Regions from separate parts of the Mus musculus genome. Here region 2 is linked to region 1. Evidence: chromatin loops called from intact Hi-C (ENCODE). Cell type or tissue: gastrocnemius. All regions are shown on one strand. Links, peaks and the distances in the headings refer to the core of each region. The heading gives the core; the rest is flanking DNA. Region 1 has its middle 670 kb from the start of Mir195b. Region 2 has its middle 79 kb from the start of Galnt5.

The links. A loop is a pair of places that touch in the nucleus more often than their neighbours do. Peaks named below come from ENCODE experiments on the same cell type or tissue, not always from the same donor. Only the 100,000 strongest peaks of a DNase experiment are listed, where the experiment ranks them.
Region 2: a loop joins it to region 1, with 10 times the contacts of the local background. A loop is called at or near these places in 27 of 42 quality-filtered maps.

What each region holds. Positions count from the first base shown.
Region 1 is chr2:56,111,619-56,117,007 of GRCm38, forward strand. No RefSeq gene overlaps it. Among named protein-coding and RNA genes, the nearest start is that of Mir195b, 670 kb to the right of the region's middle. In gastrocnemius, for the core only: a CTCF peak has its summit at 3,030 (motif pointing right); no DNase peak of the experiment used is centred there.
Region 2 is chr2:57,916,891-57,922,279 of GRCm38, forward strand. No RefSeq gene overlaps it. Among named protein-coding and RNA genes, the nearest start is that of Galnt5, 79 kb to the right of the region's middle. In gastrocnemius, for the core only: a CTCF peak has its summit at 2,689 (motif pointing left); DNase peaks (open chromatin) are centred at 1,044 and 2,686; H3K4me3 peaks cover 349 bases.

The DNA of each region.
Region 1 (5,389 bases), core at 331-5,330:
AATGAGTAGCTGTATTTTTTTTTAACTTTATAAAATGCTGTATTGTAAGGTGTCTGTGCATGTATATGCGTGATTTATTTTCATAGTGGCAAAAAGGAAAGTTTGCTAATAAATGTAAAATCTGATGTTAAATATTGTATTGAGATGTTTTATTATGAAGCTTCACCTAGCAACATTTTCACACCGTAGTATCTTTGAAGACAACTTTTGTTTCCATTCTGAAATGATCCAAATAATTTTTCCTTTGTTTTATTCAAATAAATAAAAGGAAGATACTATAAATTTAAATTAATTGAAAACTTGTTATTAAATTGCTAAAAATTAATTTGCACATTACAATTTGCAGAGAATTTGTTGACATCAAAATGTAAAAACAACATATAAAAATCTAAAAAATATCCATACTATAAGTAACCCTGAGGAGCCTATGAATTGAATCTCTGTGATTCCAATTAATGAAATTCTAACTTAACAACTGACAAGTAAAATCACCAATTAAAAAGTTGATTATTCAGAAAATATTATTTATTGAATTCATTGTAATTTTATTTTTCTGTAAGAATGATGATCCAAGACCATCCATCATAACTATTTTTACCAAAATTACATTATAATTTTATAATTATAAGTGTTTGCTTGACTAATGAAAACACAAATTGAGAAAAACAATTATCAATAAACCCATCCTAAGATAAAGTACTTAGTAAATGGATGATGGAGAACAGACAGGTCTTCCACACAGAAGCAGTCCAAATAATCCAAAAACAGTCATCATCAAAACTCCCTGCAGTTTTAGTCAACTCACCTCATGAGCTTACTTCATATCCAAGAATGAAGTATGGGGAGATGAGAAGGGAAGAGGAACTTAGGACATCCTACCCCAAGTGGTCAGCCCTTAACACATTATATATGAGTAATAATAAATGGGCTCTATACATTTGTATGTGTGCATAATATATACAATTAAAGACAAGGATATGATTTTTAGGGGAAGTTGGGGATGGAAAAAGAAGTTGGACAGGAAAGAAGATGAGGTGTAACTGATGTAAATTCAGTGTTGATACATGAAATTCTCCAAAAGAAAGTTGTTTGGAAGAGTGAAGAATGCAAGATCTTTGGAGAGATGAATCAGCACTTAAGAGTACACTTAACTCTTCTAATGCACTGGCTCCTAGTCGCCACATTAGGCAGCTCACAACCACCTGCAATTCCAGGTCCAGCCTGTCAGACAGCCTCTTTTGCCTGCCGCAGGCCCCTGCATGCATGTGGTGAACTGAAGCTAATGCAGGCACACACATATGCATATTTAAAAAAATGAAGAAAACTGACATTTGCCTCCTAGATAATATATTAAGGTTACCAAGAACACTGAGAAGTCTGTGTTCAGTTCAACACCAGAAGTCTGAATTCACAGTCTGAGTTCAGAAAATGGTCAGCAATGGTATTGAATTCTCTGGTTTTCTCATAGAAATACACCTCCTTAGTCCAACCATGAAAATAATGCAAGCACGAACACACGCACAATTAATTGATTAATTTTACAAGTTAGGGGATGGCAAACTTTCTGAGTAAAATTAAGTAAGAGAGAAGCGATTACTAATGAGTACAATCTCACAAAAGTAAGATAAGATTAAGGAAAAACTAAACAGGCATCAATTTTTATCTAATAATCTCTCAGTATTATTTCCAACATGTGTGCTGCAATCAAATGCCTGAAAATTTGGGAGTAGAGTCTGAGCATTCAGTATTTTATTTTTTAGTAGCAAACCTAAAGCTGTTCTGATGTAGAAGGTTTTCTTTTATTTTTTTAAAGCCATTAAAAATTAAATCAGGAGGGGCACAGCGTTATGGAGGCCCTGTTATTTTTCAAAAAGTTTTTTCTTCAAAAGGAATGACCTTCTCTTGGCTCAGAAGACTGCATTGCAATTTCAAACAGTCAAACCGGTTCAGTAGTCACATCTCTAAAAGCCACTAAGATGCCCACCAATAAGCGAAGTATGCCCATCTGTGTAGGCACAAACCAGGTGCACTGTTTCATGGAGAGCCAATCAGTTGAGCCATTTTGAAATCTCCGGCTGCTCAGGACAAGACTGATTGAGCCGCAATGCTGAGTGTACATGGCTGCTGCTCTGGCAGGATTGAATTGGAAGTGCTGTAGGTTAGCTTAGCAGCACGGAAGTTATTGCTGGTAAAATCTGCAGAGGCTTTCATATTGACAATTAGATTTCGAGCAGTACAAGCTGCATTGTCATCCCCATTAGCTACTTTAAATTACCCATTCCTTTACAAGCTTAAGGGTGTTCTTGGTTAAACGCTACATGTTCTCCTGGAAGGGGGAAAAAAAAACCCAGCAGCTTACTGTTTAGATGAAATGGTCGTTTTGATTAGAGCACCGGCGTTTACCTGTTTAAAGCAATTACAGGAAACACACATTCTGCTGCAAATACTATGGTTTTACTGCTCAAAGAATTGCTGTGACCTTCAAGGTGGAAAAACATGAAATGGGGAGGAAAGCATAGATTTGATGTGAGAATCCAAAGATTGTTAAATTAAAAATAATGTCCGGAACTCAATAATCTTGTTCCAACTCTGCGTCACTAAAATGAACAGATCACTCAGAGAGAACCTCCGCAAAATTCTCTTCCTCTGACACAGGAGTGGGGGCCGTGGACATGGGGGACTTGGAGAAGTGGTAAGGATGTTGTCTCACTTCTGCTATAAGTGATGCAGATTCTATTCTTCTATAAGACAGAAATCTTAGAGGAATACATAATGAAAGAACTGAAGGCCTTTGATTCTCGTAAAAGGTAAGATGCCACAGCTTGAATGTGGCTTACATACAAAAGCAGTTCCCTAATTTGAAGAGAACATTCAGAAAACAAAAACAAAAACATAGTAGTTTCCAAGATCACAAAACTACCCTGCTGTAATATACTAGATACACGTAGCTTTCCATCCTTCCTTTCACTTTTCTTTTCTTTAACTGTATAATTCCAAGTCTTGTACTGTATCACACCTACATGTAATTTCTTTCCAGGCCACTAGATAGAGCCAAAGTATAAAAAATATGCCCATGAACGCCCACACACAGTCCAGGAACTCTTAGGCTAAAGTTGCACTCACACAATAGAAGCAATGAATCTTATAAGAAATTCAAGTTTACTTTAAAGGCTATGACTAGAATATTGAAATCTGATGCATGGTTCATTCGCTGAAAACTTCTGTACATTTGAATTCATGTAACATACCTCATCAAAGTTTTCTAACTTTTTGAATGGTGAAATTATTGATCTTTTCAAACACACATACGTATTATGCTTTTAAATTATGCAAGAAAATCTACTTTACTCAATAATTTTTATAACGTTAATCTTCTTAGAAAAAAAAAAAACAGAAAGGGGCCAGAATCATTGTCCGTGAAAAAGATGCTGAGCTATGAGTTATGTCAGAATACCTCATAAGATAAACTTTAAGATAAAGACTTGCTTATTGGGGTTGTCTTAAATATGCAAGTACCTTTTTTGTGGCTTAGGAGTTACTCGGCATCCTAATATTTCATCATCCACATCACGATGAACAAAATAATCTTGTCACACAAGTTTTGGTTACTAATCAATTAGGTAATGCAAAACACAAGGAACGTGATAAATTGAATGTGCACATAACATTACATGAAAATGGCTTCTTTAATCTCTCTTAAATCTTTTATCCTAAACACACAAGTGAAAGAAGCTAACCAAAAGAAAATGCTGAATTGTCTGAGTAGTATCGATGATGCCAGAAATAGTACAGAAATTCTTCTTAATACTGTATCTTTCTTCATTAACTTTATTTTATATAAATTTATGAAGACTCTGAAGACCCTTGGACAATGATTGAATACGGAGCGGATGTCAACAACTCCAGTTTCTCACACTATATTAACATCCATTTGTTTGTTTGTTTGTTTTTACAATATATAAAACAACAATTTGAAAAATGTTGCAAACAAACAAAATCTTTTGTCATCCTTAAAACCAAGTGCTTTAGAGCAGTGAAGGCCTAATAACACAAGAGTTCTCCTGGTTCAGAGAATAGAATTTTTGGCCTGGTTGAGGATGTAAAATTCTAACCAAGTCAGTTGATCTCCAGGCCAAGGACACCACCCCAGGAAGGCAGGCTCCCCTTAAAACATGATAATGGAAGATGTAGAATAATAATTGTGTTCACTAAAGGCCTAACTCAGTTTTCTTGAGTCAACTACTAGTAAAGAGGAGCTTCCACCATATTACAGTGGCTCACTCCAAGGTAGGACACAGACAAGAGGCAATACTCTGAGGAGTCTGAAGAAAGGGTTTTGAAAATAAGATACATTTGTAAGAAATACTAAATATATGTCTTTCCTTTCAAATACTATAAAAAACTTTTAGGACAAGGGATTTAGATCTTTATATCTTGCCCATCTTGTGAAACCTTTATTCAAATGTATTAATCCTCCCCAACTGGAAGTCAGTCCCCTCTGCAGTTATTCTAGGAATTGGACATCTTGGAGAAGTGACCCTTTTCCCCTTCACTTCCTGTGTATCAGTTCTTTTTGAACAAGACAATTGAAAAGGACTGTAAGGCTAGACCCAAGCAATGGGGAAAATAAAAATAAAAAAACAACATTCATTCCCGACCTGAGTTCAGATAAAAACCAAGTGCAGTTCCTGATTGTGTGTTGGCTCTCCTCCTACCAGGAGTAAAGTTTGCCTCATCCACACATTTAAAAGTAAACAAAACCACCAAGTATTTTAGGTTACTCAGTTGCTTTCTCTGTCCATGCTCTGGAGTGGGTTAGTAGTCTAGATTGCACTCTGTTAGAGAAGAGCCGAGGCCAAGTCTTTAGTCATTTAATGGAGAGTCTGGAACACACTGGTCTGTCTGCCTTCACAAAACTGCAACTGTTCTATAGCATCTTCTCAGTCCAATGGCAGTTCAGGTCAGTGTAAAAAAAAAAATAATAATAGTACAATGCTAAACATGGTCTGTCCCAAAGGATAGGGGGAAAAGGTAGATTTTTGATTTCTACACTTTAGTCGTTTAAATCAGAATCCTTTTTTTGGTAAACAGTAGAAAAATTTGGGTAAAAAAAAATTGTTCAATTCACTAGAGGATTAAAAAAAAAACATATCAAGCAAAGGGCCTGCTGTGTTTCTTCACCCCTCTCCCTCCCCAGTACTTTAGAGACTTTAGAATATAAACTTGATCATTGTAAATATAAAAAAGATGTTACTCGAAAAAAAACTTCATGTATATATTTTTACTTTTAACACAATTTGTGAAAATAAACTCATTTAATAAAGCAAAGAAAAATTTTGACAACGCCTAGGAAAATTAAAATAAGATCTAGGCTGGGTGGTGTATACCT
Region 2 (5,389 bases), core at 76-5,075, 1.8 Mb after region 1:
CCTTTCAGATGAATCCTTGCGTTATCTTAGTAGACAGGATAATGGGTTGGTTCAAGGCCCAGACTGCCGTGCTCAGCAAAACTTTAAGCCTGCAGAGCAGGAGACTAGTTTCTTGTCTTCTGTCATCCTTGGCAAACGAAGAGGTTCCTTAGGTGGTGCCTGCACTCAACCTAAGTCACACTTAACTCTAGCCAGGCACAGTATGGAGAACTAAAAAGGCCAATAATTGGCTAGTCGACCTGCATTAGCAAGTGGTGAGTAGAACGACCTTGATCCCCGGTTCTCAACCTGTGAGATGCAACCACTTTGGGGGTCGTATATCAGATACCCGGCATATCAAATATTTATATCACAATTCATGGCAGTAGCAAAATTACAGTTATGAAGTAGTAACAGAATGATTTTATGGTGGTGGGGAGGGTCACCACAACTGTAATAAGGGGTCACAGCTTTTGGGAAGGTTGGGAGCCGCTGCTCTAGATGCTTCCTCTCCTCAATTCAATACACGAAGAGCAACTGTCCAAGGCAGAACCACCAAGCAGGCCAGTTTAAGGAACAGGGAAAGAAAAATAAACGGCAACTCTATATAGTATGACGCAGATTCGTCTCCACAAAGCCCTTAAGCATTCAACTGGGTCAGGAGCTTTCTGAGCACAGAAGAGTTTCATAGAGCTTAGATATGGGAGAAATGTGGCTGACAGTGGTTCAGTCCTCAGAAACACTCTTTCTGCCACCCCCTCCCCCATACCAAAACCCTGCAGATGATCCCGAGGAGAGGAGAGCAGCCTATTTTCTCATAAACATCATGACATCCCCGAAATACATTTCACATCATGGCAGGGCCTTCTTAAGAGGACAATGGGCATAGTCAACTGGTCAAAGTCAGTTGAATCATTTTGAGCTCAGTGTCCTTTCAAGGAATTTCTCATGAAACCATCCCTATCACGGATAGGTTTACCCCGAGGAGTTGACTCTCTAGCACTGCTAATCTAGCATTGATGTGGACCACCTCTGTGTTGATTTGGCTAGCGTCCCCACGCACGCTGTGGCACAGATTTTTCAGTCCTAATTTAAGCAGCTAGAGCAGGTCCCTGACTGTTAAATCATCTCTTCAGGAAATAACTCAAGTGGGTATAACTATGCCCAGGTACCTCAGTCCTTGAGTTAAAGAATTGTAGCTGTGGTCTCTATTTTTAGATAACCAAGGGGTCCACGTGCTGCCTGGGACCCATGTGAGTTGATCCAATTTTAATATACAGCGCCGTAAAACCTGTCTCAACCTTCCACCCTTGGGAACAGGAAAATCAGTTGCTTAGTGGAGGCAGTCTTTAACAAAAGGTCAAGCAAAATTGTTCTGGAGACCTTGGGAGGTGCTAAGCAGCTGTTTTAGACCATGAGCTACTTATAGAAGGTGAGCCCTTCGAGAAGGGGACAACTGGCTGCCTCCATGGTATGACCCTGTGCTTACCTCTTTGACCTTCAGCTTCAATTTACCTCAACCCCATGCCCTGACTACACAAAGACTTGAATAAAATGTAGATTTGCATGAGGTTATAAATTTAGTAAAAACAAAAAAATTTAAAAAAAATTTAAACCATGAGATCATAATTCCATTCGAGTATAAGTTTAGTCTACCCTCACACAAACAGCATATCTTCTGGTGGACAGCCTTTGATAACAGGCTGGTCAAGCAGTCCGAGGGACTCCTACACGAGGCATGATTAAGTCAGAGGGACGCACAGTCCTCTTTGCACAAATCTTTGGATTTTTTTTTTAGATTTGTTGTTATTGTTGTTGTTTGTTTTCAATGGTAAGTAGTTTCTCAAAAGCTCCATCTACAGAACCAAAACATTGCATTAGAAAATCTTTAAAAGCCCTACTGACAGGCTCCGGCTGATTATTCTTCAAACACAAGCTTCTACAGAAGCTTGATTTGAAAGCCAAAGTAGAGTAAATCTTAAGATATTTGATCTTCACAAAACTCTTTAGAAGCTATACAGTCCGGGAAAGATTTATTAAATTAAAATAAAAGTTAGCCACCTTTTCATTGATGTAGCCTTTGACCAAAGAGGGATTTCTTGATGGGACAGCTAGATGATCAAGAGATGGTAGATAAGGAATACTTTCTTTGCCTAAGGAGTTGAATAAAAGACATTCAACTCCCCAGTCTTAAAATTCCATGAAAACCCAACCTGCATGAGCCATACAGTCTTTTTTAGGGTAAACAGCAAAGGATTAAATGCAAAGCCTCTTAGGGCGAGCAGAAACAGACGGGAGATACATGCGCAGTGCCTCTGTTTCCAAAAGACTCTCTTTTCACCGTTTGCTTTTTGGGTCGAGAGAACACTCCATTGTGACTAGTATTTCACAAGCGCTAGCTCGGGAGTCATGTCTGCCTTGAGAATTGTGTAATGACGTACAGATGTTGGCTATTTGAAGGGATTTTTCTCAGTGACGCACAGAAATAACAGATCAAGCCACCCAGCTTCAAAACACATATAAATTGTCCTTTGGGATTCAAAAGGAAATCCATTTCTATGTACACGTCACCTTTATTCTTTCGAATCCAAAAGGTATAGTGGAGAGTGTTTGAGGGAAATGATACAGACTACTTTAAAGTCTTTTGTCGACCATTTTAAAGTTTGTGTTTCTTGGTGGAGATTCAGAATGCAAAGGCGCCATCTTGTGGCCAAAAGGAAAAGTGTGTCAGCGAAGGCCTGAGATTTTTAAATACCATTCTATTTCACACTTAACTTTTTATGAAATATTTGTCAAGTTTAATTTTAAGCACTTGGTATCTCTCTCTAAAACAGATGGCTAAATGACTTAATACAATTTAAGATTGAATACATCTTTAATATGGTTTATACAGATCTGACTCCAGATTTAAAAGCCCAGCCCATAATAACCATATGAGACAGAAAGCTTTCATCAGGCGTGAAATAAAAATAGCATGTAGTTTTAAAAAGCAGAAAATTTTGTCTTTTATAAATGAAACCTTGCCTATTGATAAACTTTATAGTAGAAATCTAGTCCATTTTTTTGTGTGTGTGTGTGCTGGAAGAAGCTGTAGGTTTCTTTTACACAAAGTAAACAAAGAAAGTTAAGTTTTAAGTTAAGTATTTTGCCTTTAACAATATAATCAGAAGCTTATGCAATTTGTGTGTGTGTGTGTGTGTTTAAATGATAGTCTTTTACAACTAAGTTTCACATTTTGTAAAATTGAAATAGAGGCACTTCAAGGAATAAGCCTCAGCACACCACTGGTAATTCAGGTTTTACAGATAAGGAAACAAAATATTTCAAAGTAGTTGCCTTAACTAATTACACACACACACACACACACACACACACACACACACACACACACACACACACACAAAAACACAAAGACAATAACTCAAATCCAGTTCTCTTATATGACACTCCACTGTAGAGGTTGTGTTCCAGATGCATCCACAGGCCTGGGTACCTCCATCAGCTATTGTCTGCATTTCGACCATATATATACTATTGGAAGAGTCTGTGCAGGTATTGGAGCAGGCATATATGGCAGGAATATAGCAAGTCAGATTAGAATGTTTTAAAATACATATGACTAACATACTAGGAATTTTAGCAGAAGAGTTAAGCAATATGCAAAATCGGATAGACAACATGAGCAGAGAGATGAAGATTTTAAAAAAAATAATCACAAAGATGTGTTGACTGTGAATCAAAAGTTGAGAGAAAAATGGACAAAGGCCTTAATGGGCAGAACTGTGGACTGCACACAGCCGTGGAAGAGCTGTGAACTCGAGAACGTGACCACTTCCTGGTTCAAAAGAACAGAGGAAATAGATGGAAGGAAAACGAACATAAAGTCCATGAACTGTGAGAAAACTACAAAAAGTATGTAGTGGATATGCGTGCAAGAACACACAAAACTGGCACAGAGGCACTATTTGTCGGGATATGACAAACAAGCTCTCATAACTTAATGTTCCAGTAAAACAGATATCCAGGAAACTCAGCAAACACCAAACAGGATAAAAGGCAAACAAACAAAACAGAACATAAAAACCTGTGCCAGCTATATGTTGAAGGTTTAAAGAAATTCTGCAGAGAAGGAAAAGTCTATAGAATAAAAAAGAGGAGAACTATGGAAGTAGCGTCGTAGGAGAGCATTTGCTAGCCCTGTCTTTAATCACCTGTGCTTCTTACTGCCAACCAGGCAAACAAACAAACCACTCCCCCAAAATGAGAGAATGGATAGATGAAGCTAAAATAAAATTTTATTTTTTTTTGAAATTTTAAATAAGTATTTTTGTTTCTTTCTTTTTTCCTTTTTTAAAGATATTTTCTTTTTTCTTAGATATTTTCTTTATTTATATTTCAAATGTTATCCCCTTTCCTAGTTTCCCCTCCAAAAATTGCCTATCCCCTTCCCCCTCCTCCTGCTCTCCAACCCACCCACTCCTGCTTCCTGGCCTAGGCATTCCCCTATACTGGGGCATAGAACTTTCACAGGACCTAGGGGCTCTCCTCCCATTGATGACCGACTAGGCCATCCTCTACTACATATATAGCTACAGCCATGTGTTTTCTTTGATTGGTGGTTTAGTTCCAAGGAGCTCTGTGGGTACTGGTTAGTTGATATTGATGTTCCTCCTATGGGGCTTCAAACCCCTTCAGCTCCTTGGGTACTTTCTCTAGCTCCTTCACTGGGGACCCTGTGCTCCATCCAATGGATGATTGTGAGCATCCACTTCTGTATTTGTCAGGCACTGGCAGAGTCTCTCAGGAGAGAGCTATATCAGGTTCCTGTCAGCAAGCTCTTGTTGGCATCTGCCATAGTGTCTGTGTTTGGTGGTTATTAATGGGATAAATCCCCAAGTGGGGTAGTCTCTGGATGGTCATTCCTTCAGTCTCTGCTCCGAACTTTGTCTCTGTAACTCCTTTCATGGATATTTTGTTCCCCCTTCTAAGAAGGAGCAAAGTATCCACACTTTGGTCTTCCTTCTTCTTGAGTTTCATCTGTTTTGCAAATTATATCTTGGGCATTCCGAGCTTCTGAGCTATTATTCAATTATCCGTGAGTGCATACCATGAGTGTTCTTTTGTGATTGGGTTACCTCACTCAGGATGATATCCTCCAGATACATCCATTTGTCTAAGAATTTCATAAATTCATTGTTTTAAATAGTTGAGTAGTACTCCATTGTGTAAATGTATCATATTTTCTGTATCCATTCCTTTGTTGAGGGACATCTGGGTTTTTTTTTTCCATCTTCTGGCTATTATAAATAAGGTGGCTATGAACATAGTGGAGCACTTGTCCTTATTACAAGTTGGAGCATCTTCTGGGTATATGCCCAGGATTGGCAGTACTCCATCCACCAGTAGTACT